3 separate regions of the Homo sapiens genome follow, and all the other regions are linked to region 3. The links are chromatin contacts, found by Hi-C or POLR2A ChIA-PET in ENCODE. All regions are on one chromosome and are shown on one strand. Each heading gives the region's core, a stretch centred on a gene start or an enhancer-like site at or near the end of the contact. The rest is flanking DNA. Distances are from core to core; before and after follow the strand shown.

What was found. A loop is a pair of places that touch in the nucleus more often than their neighbours do. ChIA-PET counts read pairs that join two places held with the same protein, here RNA polymerase II (POLR2A). Pooled maps may share reads with other maps.
Region 1: a loop to region 3 is called in a map of ascending aorta, with 4 times the contacts of the local background. The contact joins the promoter of CTC-338M12.4 here to the promoter of GFPT2 in region 3. A Hi-C loop is called at or near these places in 1 of 168 maps with a recorded cell type or tissue (ascending aorta) and 1 of 50 pooled maps.
Region 2: a loop to region 3 is called in a map of ascending aorta, with 4 times the contacts of the local background. The contact joins the promoter of TRIM7-AS1 here to the promoter of GFPT2 in region 3. A Hi-C loop is called at or near these places in 1 of 168 maps with a recorded cell type or tissue (ascending aorta) and 1 of 50 pooled maps. POLR2A ChIA-PET finds 5 or more read pairs at or near these places in 1 of 52 experiments (MCF 10A).

What each region holds. Positions count from the first base shown.
Region 1 is chr5:181,245,207-181,249,643 of GRCh38, reverse strand. It overlaps CTC-338M12.4 (a long non-coding RNA gene), which reads right to left and starts at 3,103. Exons shown (of 3, transcript NR_109909.1): 1 at 2,762-3,103; 2 at 2,258-2,528. It also overlaps a transcript of TRIM52 not described here. RefSeq lists enhancers at 1,385-2,312, 2,313-3,239, 3,971-4,020, 3,240-4,168 and silencers at 2,571-2,670, 2,901-2,980, 3,081-3,160.
Region 2 is chr5:181,198,405-181,202,923 of GRCh38, reverse strand. TRIM7-AS1 (TRIM7 antisense RNA 1) reads right to left here and starts at 2,849. Exons shown (of 2, transcript XR_001743050.3): 1 at 1,908-2,849; 2 at 1-336. It overlaps TRIM7 (tripartite motif containing 7), which reads left to right. Exons shown (of 7, transcript NM_203293.3): 3 at 2,843-3,073; 4 at 3,807-3,829; 5 at 4,119-4,234. RefSeq lists a silencer at 281-575.
Region 3 is chr5:180,351,415-180,355,948 of GRCh38, reverse strand. It overlaps GFPT2 (glutamine-fructose-6-phosphate transaminase 2), which reads left to right and starts at 2,613. Exons shown (of 19, transcript NM_005110.4): 1 at 2,613-2,738. The coding sequence starts at 2,732. RefSeq lists a silencer at 2,357-2,586 and an enhancer at 3,959-4,459.

The DNA.
Region 1 (4,437 bases), core at 1,854-4,353, 890 kb before region 3:
AGTGTAGTGATGTGATCATAGCTCACTGCGGCCTCCAACTTCTGGGCTCAAGCGATCCTCCTGCATCAGCCTCCTAAGTAGCTGGGACTACAAGCGTGCACCACCATGCCTGGCTAAAATTTTTAAAAATTTTATAGCGATGGGGTCTCACTGTGTTGGTCTTGAACACCTGAGTTCAAGTGATCCTCCCACCTCAGCCTCCCAAACTGCTGGGATTACAGGTGTGAACCATGCTCAACCAAAGAGCTCCTATATACAGAGGCCAATTCTAGACACTGGAGTGAAGGAAGTAGTGTAGGGATGAGAGAGACCTCTTAGTCATAAGGTCTTTAGTAAGTACTCAGTCCCTCCTTTAGTGCCACTTCGTAGGAATCTTGCACCACCACCCCCAGCTAAATTTAGGGTCCCCCTAGAGACCTTCCTGTACAGCATCTCAGCCTTTGGCTTGACTCATTTGTCTTGAATACTGCAGTGGCTTCTTAACTCTTCTTGTCTCTAGTTTTACTCCTCCAACCTAGCCTGCACCGTGACAATAAGTGCGTTTTTAGCAGGTAGCAATAAAAACTTGTCCTAAAAAAAGAAGCAGTCTAGGCAGGACAGTGCTGAGATCAGACTTTTTTTGTTGTTGTTGAGATGGAGTCTCACTCTTATCACCCAGGCTGCAGTGCAGTGGCATGATCTCTGCTCACTACAACCTCCACCTCCCCGGTTCAAGCAATTCTCCTGCCTCAGCCTCCCGAGTAGCTGGGACTACAGGCACGTGCCACCAGGCCCAGCTAATTTTTTGTATTTTTAGTAGAGACGGGTTTCACCGTGTTAGCCAGGATGGTCTGGAACTCCTGACCTCGTGATCTGCCTGCCTTGGCCTTCCGAAGTACTGGGATTACAGGCGTGAGCCACTGCGCCTGGCCGAGATCAGACTCTTAAAGAAACTACTCTAGGCCTGGCCGAGATCAGACTCTTAAAGAAACTACTCTAGGCCTGGCCGAGATCAGACTCTTAAAGAAACTACTCTAGGCTTCAGGACAAAATCCAGATCCCTTAGTAGCAAGGCCTTCCAAACTAGGGCTCCTTGACCCTCAGGGGTTTCACTCCCTCCTAAGGAGCCCTCAAAGCTATCCCTACCTTACCTCTGCACCTACGCTGATCCCTCTGCCTGGAACGCCCTTCCTTTAACTACTTGACCTTTACTTTTCAACCCATGAGGCTGGCCACCAAAATTAGAATCTTCCACAGGCCAAAGCCTCCACTGGGTGGTGAGAATGCAACACTTAGCAGAAACAGAGCAGTCCTTGTGAGGAGACACCTGAGGGATAAGAAGAACCAGTATACACTACACCACCGCTGTGAAAGCATGAAACAAATGTGACCTAGACCTGAGGGTCCCAGAGGCTTCCCTGAACAGGCAACCTAAGCTGAGACCCCAAGAAAGCTTAGATTGAACCGAGAGGGTTGGGGAGGGATGTGATGGGCCTTCCAGGCAGAACAATGTGTGTTCTGTGTGGGAGAGAACTAATGAGTTTGGAGGAAGAGCGGAGGCCCAGTCTGGCCACAAACACAAGAGTATGGGACACGCCAGAGGAAGCCACACGGATTTTGCAGGGAGACAGTAAGGATTTTGCTCATCATCTTAAAGTACGTAAAGTACGTGGGAAAGCCTCCTGCACAGAGTTTTAGCTGGCAGTCAGCAGGCCCTCTGGTCCTGGCCACGCACCTTTCCCTCAGCCTCGCCTCAGCATTCAAGGGAAAACCTGCCACCGCGCAAGCCCTCCAGGGTCTGGAATGCTGGCAGGAGGGGATGGATGCCTCTGCTCCTGGAGAAAAGGGCTCTGGCAGGGAAGCCTGAGGGGCTGGTTCCAACTGTACAGGTCCTGTGGACTCCTCAGAAAAGGAATGGTGAGATGGATTTTCATAGGAGAGCCTCTCCAATTTCTCCTTGGGACTTTTTTTTTTTTTTTTTTGAGACGGAGTCTCTCTCTGTCGCCCAGGCTGGAGTGCAGTGGCGCCATCTCGGCTCACTGCAAGCTCCGCCTCCCGGGTTCACGCCATTCTCCTGCCTCAGCCTCCCGAGTAGCTGGGACTACAGGCGCCCGCCACCACGCCCTAATTTTTTGTATTTTTAGTAGAGACGGGGTTTCACCGTGTTAGCCAGGATGGTCTCGATCTCCTGACCTCGTGATCCGCCCGCCTCGGCCTCCCAAAGTGCTGGGATTACAGGCGTGAGCCACCGTGCCCGGCCTCTCCTTGGGACTCTTACCTTGTATGGAATGGAAGTGGTGCCTCTGGGGTCCCAGACACGGGAGAGAGGAAGCAGCCCAGGGGCTGGGAGAAGTGGTGAGACCCAGAAGAACGGTGGACCCAGTCAGGAAGGGTCCTGCCAGCAGGGCGTGGGCCAGCCTCGGGGTCTTCCCCAAAAGGCAGGTAGGGGCCTCCAGCAAGCTTCCCACCTCCGTGAGGCTGGAGAAGAGGCCCCCTGGATGAGAAGGAAGAGGCCGGCAGGTCCGGCGGGCGCAGGCACAGGTAGACTTCTGGTGGGAAAAGCGTGACTCAGCCTCCTCCAGCGGCTGCAGGACGTCCCCCCGCTAGAAAGGGCCGGGCTCCCTTTGCTGACCCAGAGTCAACCCAGCGATTCCTCCCGGGGAGGCGGGGGGCCCCGGCCCCGGCCCAGAGCGCATGCCTATGCCGGGAGCTGGGCGAGGACAGGGCACAGCCACAGCTGGGTGCCCAACGGGAAAGGCGGCCGTTCCCCCTCAAGCTGCACCTGAAGGGGTCCCCAGGGTCGAGGCCACTTCTCCTTCGGCTCAGGGTTGACCTTCAGTGACCACTGTGGCCTGCGGGCATCCCCTGGGAGGGACGGAGGGGGATGGAGGAAAACTCCAAAGGGAAAGGCCGAATCCTGCAGGGTCTGGTCGTCGGAAAGCCAACCATACAGTCAGCCCTCCCTCTCCTCGGGCTGCCGTCGCCATCCGGGTCCACACGGGCTCTAAGACAAAACCCCAATTGCCCCCAAGGCCCCATAGGAGGGGCGCTGCCAGAATCGCCTATTTTTAGTGAAAGAGAACCGGGCCGGGAGACGGCGGCAGGGGGCCGGAGCATTCCCGAGGTCTCGGTCTGGGTGTCGCGAGGCAGGGAAAGAGGGCGGCCCCGGAGCGGAGCGGGAAAGGGGGCGGGGCAGGGTGGGGCCGGACGTGGCAACCTCCCGCTTCCGGGACAGTGACCCGCGGCGCGGCAAGGCCTTTCCCTTGGGCGTGGGTGGGGACCTGGACTCCCTGTGGAACGTTTAAGAAAAAGAGAACCGAATGAGGTTTCGCGAAAGGAAAAAAAATGTAACTGTGATCTAGTGCTGTTGACGGCCGCGAATGGAGAAACCCCGTGTTCTCGAGGACAAATTGGAACTCCTCGGCGTTTTAGGTCCTCAACCCGGGAACCCCTCGCACCGCGAATCTCAGTCCACAGCGGGAGGCGGGTGTGGTCGTTCACCTATTTGTGCCCGAGGGCTCAGGGAGGCGCTGGCATGACCCGAGTGGGGGGCAGCAAGCTGGTTAGCGGGAGGGTGAAGGCAGCGGTCTTCCACGACCACCACAATCACCTGGGTAGGGATTGAGTCCCGTATTGGAAAAGCGAAAGAACAGTCAGCTGGGGGTGCCAAGGAGGCAGGTGATGTATACAAACCTGGAGCCTTAGGATGGTCCACAGGCTGCGGAGGACCACAGCCAGGACAACGTCCCGGAAAGCCCAAGGGAGACTGCGGCGGAAGGCAGGGGAACCTGCAGAGGACCAGGAGAGCAAGCTGTTTCAGGGAGGGATCCTGGCCTTCCCTGCACACCTGGGCGTCTACAGCCTCCGGCAGCTCTGCCACCCTCCCTCGCCTGTCTTCTGCCTTTACGCAGGCTTTCTAGCAGACATTGCCAAGGTTCTTCTCCAGGCCTTCAAGGCCCTAGGTTAACTGCACCCTCCATTTCCCTGCTCTGTCCTCAGCCCCTCCACACTCCAGCTCAGTACGTTGGCACTAACTCTTCCCTCCGATTGAAATATTTTTCCCCCATTTGACTTCCCTCCACAGGAACATTATTCTCCCATATACCCGCAGGGCTCTCTCCGTGTCTCTGTTCCAATGTTCTCCCCTCTTCGCATACCGTAGGAAGTAAACTGCAAATAAAACAAACCAGGGTCCCCCCTCTGTCTTGTTCACAGCTGTGTCCCCAAGACCTAAAATAAGGCCTGGCACCCAAGAGGTGCTAAGTTTCACAACATTTACTCTGCCTTGTTCAGGGCGCTTTACATTTGCTTCTTCACTTTCCACACCACCATGTAATGTAGATACTAATATTATTTCCAATCTCATTTCACAGATGAGAAACGAAAGTTGATAGATGTCACAAATAGAAAAGTATATACTTAGGTATAATGCCCCCTTTATTTTGCATAGATGTTGGT
Region 2 (4,519 bases), core at 1,600-4,099, 850 kb before region 3:
CTTAGGGTAGAACAGGAAAGTGAAACGAGGGCTCATTTTGGTTAAGATAAGCAAACATGAGGCCTGGCAGGGTGGCTCACGCCTGTAATCCCAGCACTTTGGGAGGCCGAGGTGGGCGGATCACGAGGTCAGGAGATCAAGACCGTCCTGGCAAACACGGTGAAACCCCTGTCTCTACTAAAAATACAAAATAGCCGGGCGTGGTGGCGGGCGCCTGTAGTCCCAGCTACTCCGGAGGCTGAGGCAGGAGAATGGTGTGAACCCGGGAGGCAGAGCTTGCAGTGAGCCGAGATCGCGCCACTGCACTCCAGCCTGGGAGACAGAGCGAGACTCCACCTTAAAAAAAAAAAAAAAGATAAGCAAACATGAATCACCATCGGTCATTTTCTACCTTGCAAATTCAGTTCCTAGCTCAGTAAATAGGTGTTGAAAGAATAAAAGGATTGGCTGGGTGCGGTGGCTTACGCCCGTAATCCCAGCACTTTGGGAGGTCGAGGTGGGCGGATCACCTGAGGTTGGGAATTCCAGACCAGCCTGACCAACATGGAGCAACCCCATCTCTACTTAAAATACAAAATTAGCCTGCCGTGGTGGCACATGCCTGTAATCCCAGCTACTCGGGAGGCTGAGGCAGGAGAATCACTTGAACCCGGGAGGTAGAGGTTGCGGTCAGCCAAGATCATGCCACTGCACTCCAGCCTGGGCAACGAGAGTGAAACTCCATCTCAAAAAAAAAAAAAAAAAAGAATGAAAGGATCTACTAGGACCTGTCAAGGCAGGGAATTGAAGGAAGGTGAACTAGAGGACCCTCCCATCCTCAATGTCAGGAGGGGTGGAGGAGGAGCCTGGAGTTCAGACACCCTAGGGTCCTTTCCAGACCCTCAACTATATCTGTTATGCCTGCACCCAGTGTGCATCCCAGACCTTCCTACCTCATCACTCACTTTCCTCCATGAGGAAGAGCTCACCCTCTAGACCTTCATCCCTCCTCCACTGGAGAAATGACTCCCAATGCAGCTCTTCCCCCACTGGTTGACATCCAGGAACCAGAGGGCCTTCCCTGGCACCGGCGGCAGCTTCACAGTCTCTGACCGGAGTCCCCAGGCCTTGCTTAACACCTTCCACCTCTGTCCTCTCCCAACATCCATCCATCCACCCCCACATTCGTTTTTGTTGTTGTTTTGTTTTGCTTTGCTTTTAGACAGAGTCTCACTTTGTCACAAAGGCTGGAGTCGTTCAAGCGATCCCCCCACTTCAGCCTCCTGAGTAGCTGGGACTACAGGTGTGCACTACTACACCCGGCTAATTTTTAATTTATTTTTTGTAGAGCTGGGGTTGGGGGTAGTCTCCTGTGTTGCCCAGGCTGGTCTGGAACTCGTGGGCTCAAGCAACCTTCTCCCCTGACTTTGCCCCCCTCAGCCTCCCAAAGTGCTGAGATGACAGGTGTGAGCTCTACCTGTTCTTTGCAGCAATAAAATACTTCTGGATTTATGACACTTGTCTCATTTACAATACCCTGCTTAATGAAACATCAGAGGTAGAGCCCAACTATTGCTGCAACACAAAAGGGAGAAGGAATGCTCTTATTTGAAAATGCTCCTACCCCAGGGGACATCTGGCAAAGTCTGGAGATACTATATTTTTGGTTGTCAACAATGGGATAGGGATGCTATTGGCATTTCGTGGTAGAGGCCAGAGGGGCGGCTAAATGTCCTACAAGGCACAGGGCAGCCCCCTACAACCAAGAAGTATCTGGCCCAAAATGTCAACTGTGTTAAGGTTGGGAAACCCTGGCTTAGAGTATTTTGGCAAATACTGTTTCACTTGTGCTACCTCCTTGTGAGGCAACTGGCCGAGAAGCCTGGCTTAACACTTCCTGGTGATGTGTCTGTCTTTTGTCTCCTCACCTGTAAGACTTGAAGGGAAGTGCACCCTCCCCACTGGGCTGCCGTCAGGGTTGAGGGAGTTAATATCCATAAGGCGCTCCAGGCTACTGCAGCCTGCCTGGAAGCTGAAGGAAAGGTGGGGGCATTGTAGGACACCTTGAACCCAGGTCTCCCAACTTCACAGGACTCCCTTCCTCCGCCCAGGAGTTTTAAGGAAGAGGAACTTCCTGGTGGGACATATTGAGTGCCAAACGTGTGTTCACATAAAAAATCAAGAGATCAGGGCATGAGTCTGCATCTGAAAACTCGAGTAAAAAATCCGGTGTATGCTGTTAATGGAAAGAACAGAATATGACACTTGCATGCCGCATATTCTCACTTCGTTCCTTGGGGGTGTGCTGCTACCTCTGGTCACTGGCATCGGACTTTTCTTCCTTCTTTCTACTTTCCTACATCTCCCAAGTTTTGTATTTTGAGCATGTGTTAGCATTATAACTGCTAAACAGGAAAGATGGCCTTTAAAAAGAAAGTGAAGTGTAAAAGTTTGAGGGTGATGAAATAAATGTGCTTGAGGAAGAAAAAGCAATCTCAGTTTAATCCTATGGTTGCCCCAGGAGGCACTAATTTATCCCTTCTGCTTTTCAAGTGAGGAAGCTGCAGCTTGGCGTAGTTCTGGGGGGAGTATGAAGCTGCCTTGGTTTAGGTGATGGAGCACAGGTCCACAGACATGTGTGGGTGCATCTGTGGCAGGGGAGAAAAGAGCATGTGTCCAGACTACAGCTTGTTCAGAGCTGGGACACTGACAATAGAGCACGCACTGCGTGCGTAGGTGGGTGTGTCTCCGATCCTCCAGCAGTGACAGGGACGAAGCCTTGCCCTGTGGGATGACTCAGGCCACTGGCCAAATGTTATGTCTCCATGTTCAAGTCCCTCTCCAACTTCTCCTCCTGGGACAGAAACAGATGGCAGCGGAGCAGGAGAAGGTGGGGGCAGAGTTCCAGGCACTGAGGGCTTTCCTGGTGGAGCAGGAGGGTCGGCTGCTAGGCCGCCTGGAGGAACTGTCCCGGGAGGTGGCACAGAAGCAGAATGAGAACCTGGCCCAGCTCGGGGTTGAGATCACCCAGCTGTCCAAGCTCAGCAGCCAGATCCAGGAGACAGCTCAAAAGCCTGACCTTGACTTTCTCCAGGTAAGTCTGGCTCAGCCAGGGGCTCGAGTCATTTATCCTAAGGCATCAGGACCAGCAGCTAGAGAACAGTGTCAGTCCTGGGGGGTCTAGGAGAATCACATGATCTGGAGCTGAAGGGGACTGGAGAGAAGTGCCCTGATTTTCCTGGGGTTGGAGGTCTAGAGAGATGTGAAAACTTTCTTGACTATGAGCCACAATAATATATATCGTATTTCAGAATCACAAGCTTGAGACAAAAGTCTCAGAAAATAATACTCACCTTTGCTACACGTATGCACTTTGATGTTTTCTATTCTATTTCGCTAAAAAAAAAGTTATAAACAACTAGATAAACTTCACAATCCATAGATGGGTTAAGAACAGTCATTATGGGGCTGAGTGAGCAGTAGGTGCATAAGGGCTGTGACCTCCCTCAGGTGGTTTCCAGGACACACGCAGCACTGGGTCCCATGGGATAGCTCCAGTGATGATTCTGTAACTAAGAAAGCAGCAAAGATAGAAAGAAAGCACGTGAAGAGTTGTGGCAAAGGGTGAGAGGTCCACTGCGTGGGTGAGACACCCTGCAGCCAGCAGCCACTGGAAGCTGCTGCCCCTGAGGCCCACGCAGGCAGTGAGGCGTGGCACACTTGCTTATGCTTACATCTGGGAGGCACAGCAAGGGGCAAGCTTTGTTTCTCAGAGGTGAATGGAGGTTACCTGATGCTGATTTGGTTTCCTCTATCTTTCCTTCCAGGAATTCAAAAGCACGCTGAGCAGGTGAGTGACCTCACAGCTCCTGGGGCCTCTCTAAGTTGCTTCTTCCCTTTTCACTGAGCCTTGTCTTTATTCCCTGTCCCCTGACCTCTCACCTCCTGATCCCCCGACTTGCTTGCCTGGGGACCTTCCGAGACAAACGCCCACCTGCCTGGCCATGGGTTTTTCTGCATGAGGTCTGGCTCTCCCTTTTCTACCTCTTTCTGCCAAGAGGACCTCGCCATCCTAATTGTCACAGCCTGTGGGAGCAAAATGGTGCACACAGGCCCTTCTCAGAGCCCTTGTCCTGCAGGTGTAGCAATGTGCCTGGCCCCAAGCCAACCACAGTCTCTTCTGAGATGAAGAATAAAGTCTGGAATGTTTCTCTCAAGACCTTTGTCTTAAAAGGGATGCTGAAGAAGTTCAAAGGTAGGGGCCTGGGCGCCAAGCTGGGCCACATAGTGCGGTGGTGGTGGAGGGTTCCTGGTAGCTCAGGGGTCCCTGGGTGTGCTTTCCAGAAGCTGTGTGTGAAAATAGGAGCTGGCTGTGCCATGGCCAGATTGGTGTAGGGGCTGTGGTGGCAAATCTAGTCAGGCCCCCGCAGGGCATGCCGCTTCTCATGGGCACAGATGGGGTAGAGGGGTACTGCTGGGGGACTGGGGTTAGGAAGAGAGCTGTGCAGGGGAGCTCAGCTCAGAGCCACTTGGGTAGAGC
Region 3 (4,534 bases), core at 1,364-3,863:
CATCATCAGGACATTCTCCTACCAGCCACACCACTCAGGAGAGAATAAGCCATCTTTTTTACTTAAAAAAATTATTTTGTAGAGACAAGGTTTTAATATGTTGTCCAGGCTGATCAAGCAGTCCTCCCGCCTCCTGAGTAGCTGAGACTACAGGCACGTGCCATCACACCTGGATTTTTGTTTTGTTTTGAGACAGTCTTGCTCTGTCGCCCAGGCTGGAGTGTAGTGGTGCAATTTTGGCTCACTTCAGCCTCCACCTCCCAGTTTCAAGCCATTCTCGTGCCTCGGCCTCTCGAGTAGCTGGAACTACAGGTGCACATTACCACACCTGGCTAATTTTTGTGTTTTTAGTAGAGACGGGTTTTGCTGTGTTGCCCAGGCTGGTCTCGAACTCCTGGGCTCAAGCAATCCCAAAGATCTCAAACTTTTGCCCCCCAAAGTGGTGGGATTACAGGCATGAGCCATTGCACCCAGCGTGCCTGGCTTTTTTTTTTTTTTTTTTTTTTTTTTTTTACTTTTTGTAAAGATGGGTCTCCCTGTTGCCCAGGCTGGTCTCCAACTTCTGGCCTCAAGCAGTTCTCCCACCTCAGCCTCCCAAAGTGCTGGGATGACAGACCCAAGCCACTGTACCAGGCCAAGTTCATCTTTTCTGCTGGTTTCCCTCATGTGCTGGAGCAGGTCATCAACGTCCCAGCCTGGGCCATATGCTGACCTCTGAACCACTGCCCAGGCTGTGTGGCCAGGCCCAGGCCATCAACCTCCCAGATGACTCTCAGAGGGTTCTCAAAGCAGGAGTGATGCTAGGCCGGCAGCTGCTACAGACACATCCCCATGGGTGGTAGTGTGCACTCATGCCGTTCCTCACCGTGGACCTGTGACTCCTCCAGGAGGATAAAGGACAGATTTGGACCCTGCTAAGACCCCAGGGCTCCTGGGGTCTTGGTGCTATCAGAGGGCCTGTTGACATCACCCTGTCCCCGCCTCAGTTACAACAGTGGAGGCCAGTCTGGGCCAAACAACCTGATCTCCACATTCAAGTTCTAGCCCTCATCCAGGGGACCTTTGCACTGCCTGCTGCTCCCTCCTTCCTGGCTTCGCTAGGCTCTGGACCACCTGCACCAGCGCAGCCCTGCCCAGTCCCAGGCAGAGCCTGGCACCCTCTCCACCGCTGGCCCAGCCCCCTCCTTGTATCCTACCTGGAATTTTTAGCTCTCTGTGTAACCACGAGCTTAGTGTCTGCTTCCCCTTCACTTGTAAGTGCCAGGAGGGCAGGGCCAGATCTGTTCTCATTCATCAATAAGTCTCTTGCACCTGCACCCTGACAGGTGTGAAGTGGGTTCTTAGGAATGAGAGAAGGAAGGAAGGAAAGCGACCCTGCATAGTGGAGGGTTGGGGGCAAACGCTGCGGCTCCTGAATCGCTCTGAGATTTCCCAACAACAGGACTCACCCAAGCCCCCTCCTTCGCTGTCGTGGAGCCTCAGTTTTCCCAACCCTCCAATGGCACAACCTCCTTCCCCCAGGGCTTGCAGAGTCGCGGTGAAACTAGGGAGGGATTATGTTAGAAAAATGCTCTAGACGAGATGTAAAAATCTTTTTTTTTTTACACGACTGAGGAGGATCCGTTTAGAATTTCAGGATTTTTTTAAGAAAAAAAAAAACTTCAAAGTGCGCAAACGTTGGGCCGGTTCTCGTGACCTTCCTCGGGAGACGAGGGGCCCAGAGTGCAGGGGGAACGGGAGGGACGGCCGGGAACCAGGGCGGAGAAACGCGGGCCTTGGTGCCTCACTGGGGGGTCGGATTCCGACCCCAGGCGTAGGAACCCCCGGGTCCCTCGCGGGCCTGCAGCGCGAGGCAGATCTGGGGAGGGGGCAGCTCGGCGCGGGTGGGGTCGGGGCTTCCTGGGGCGCCTCCAGCTTCGTTCACAACCTGCGGAACCCTCGCCTTCAAGCTCGGGCTCCGCGGCAAATCCCAGGGTCGAATTCTGCCACCGCCGCGGCGTCCGGTTTTGGCAGAGTCCTTGTCTGCCTCCGGGAGCCTCGGTTTTCTCGTCTCTCCGCCAAGCCCGGGCGTTCTCTCCACGCAGGGTGAGGGCCAGGCTTAGAGGTCTGCGGAGCTCTGAAACAAGCCTGTCACTCAGATGGGAGCGCGGCAGGAACAGCGGCTCACGCGGGTTTCCGGAGCGCGCGAGTGATGCCGGACCCCTCGCTCTGCCCCTTACGCGGCCCGTCTGACTTCTCAGCACCCCGTGGGAGGGAGCTTCCCTGGGTAGCCCCGTTTCACAGACGGGAAAGCGGAGGCACAGCGCGATCGGGCCCTGCCCGGCTTCCACGCCTACTCTGGTTGAGTCGGGGTCTGAACTCGGGCCGTTGGTTGCCCTAAGCCCCGCTCCGGGATCTGGCGCCCGGCGCCCCAGCCTTACACGCCCGACCCGCGCCTGGGAGCCGCCCCTCGGCCCCCCTCCCTGGCTCCTGGGGGCCGGGTCCCGTCGTTGTCACGACAACCGGGGGCCAATGGGAGCAGGCGGGCGGGGGAAGCCCCGCCCCTTCCCCGCCCCCTTCCCCGCCCTCTCGGAGGGCTCCGGGTTATAAGGGCTGGAGGCCGAGCGGACGGGAGCTGGAGCCCGCGGAGCCCACGGAGCCCACGGAGCCCACGGAGGAGCCCACGGAGGAGCCCCAGCGTCCGAACGGGCAGACCCCCTCGAGCCGCGAAGGAGCCCGAGAAGCAGCCACGATGTGCGGTGAGTGCCGCGCCCGCCCGAGCCGCCTCCTCCACGCCGTCCGCGGGTCCCGGCGCCGCAGCCTCTCCGCGCCTCCGCCCGCAAGCAGGCGCCGAGGACCTGGCTGGGGGCGCCGATCTGCCCCGGGCCCCTACCGAGGGGCTGTCGTCGGCCGGGCCTGGCTGCCCCTCACCCGCGTTCCCCGAGTGGCCGTCTCGGAGGTGTGGGTGGGGGATGCCCAACCCGACTCCTGGTCTCGGACACAGTGAGGGGGACCGAGGCCCGGTCCCCACGGAGGGGAGGGACCTGGTCCGGTCCGGCCTGGACCCCGTAACAGAGGGGTCCCCACCCCATGCCGACCGAGGTCGCTCTCCTCCACGTCTCCCAGTCGCCCACAAAGGCGGCCACGCGCAGGCCGGCGCATCCCGAGTGCGGGGCGCCCATCCCGACTCAGCCCGCCGCGCCCACCGAGGAGAGGAGAGGCGACCCCGCCCCGCCGTCCCCGCAGCCCGCCCGGTCGCCCCCGCTGCGTCAGTGCCTCAGGCAGGGCCTGCGCGTCCTCCTCGCGACCCCAAAGGAACGTCTGGTCCCTAGAAGGGTCGCTGCCGCGTTACCGCCTCTTTGCGCGGGGAAGAGGCAGTCACTGCCCGAACCTCGGCCCGAAGCCACGAGAGGGAGTCCGGGGCGGGGAGCGGGGCCGGGCGTCCGATTCCCGCGGCGCTCCCGCGCTGTCCCGCGTGGCTGCGGGACCGTGGGGAGGGCGGCCGCGGCCCGGAGCGCACATCTGCAATTCTTTACTCTCCTGGCTGGGCCGCCTCCGCTGGCCGGGAGAGAGCCGGGAACTTCTGCTGGGACAAAAGGTCACTGTGCTCTTTTTTTTTTTTTTTTTTTTCCTTGAGTAGGATTCGGTTACCCATTCCAGCCTCCTGTGGCTGGAGGACCTGGAGGAACTTTCGAAGCCATGAAAGGCCTCTCTCTGACTTTGCTGAGGGCCGGGGTGGGGTGCGCCCGCGGTGAGCCCTGGCCGAGGTCTGTGCAGGCCTCTTGTCTCGGAGGCCAGCTGCTCGGCAGAAGGGAACGACCTACGGCGGAGCGGGCAGCGTGCTTCGGGATGCCGCCTCACCCAGGCTGAACAGGCATCCGTGGAAATTCCTGAACCCTCAGCTAAAATCTCGTGCTCCCAGACGCCATTCTCCATGTGTAGAGCCACCTTTGGGTGTTTCTGGGGGCAGAGATGAGGCAAAGGTGGTAGTTTTGCCAGATGTCCAAGCCCTGATGTTCCACACCTCTCAGTGTAGCATTCAAGACCCTTGGCCAAAACTGGTGGCCTTGGGGCCAGACTTGTGCAGGAGACCCTTGAACCAGGAGGGTCTGCCCACAGCACCAGAGGCTCCCCTTCCCCTTCCTTTCAGATGCTCCTCTGCCCCCACTGCCACCCCTGCCTGTCATCCTCCTTCCTACTGGCATCTTGCTTTTTCCCAAGTCTCTCTGAGCTTTGGGGGGGCTCTACCTCCTCCAGCTCACAAAATCACAAGTGTTTTTGTTCTGCTTCTTAAAGGGACACACACGCGTTGTCTCCTAGGGAAAGGTTGAGCTTTGGGGTGTGACCACCTGTATCTTCAGATTTTCTGGTACTGACTTGTGGTTGTATGTGAGAAGGAGCTTGAGGTCCCCAAAGGACACCCAGGGCTCAGGAGTGGCTGCGGTCCATGGGGGTGCCCACTCGGAGCCAGAATCAAAGAGTGCGTGCTGGCTTAGGTGCCTTCTCAGAATTCCCAGATTTGCTGATTTGGGGCTGGGGGCAGGGTGGGGGAAGT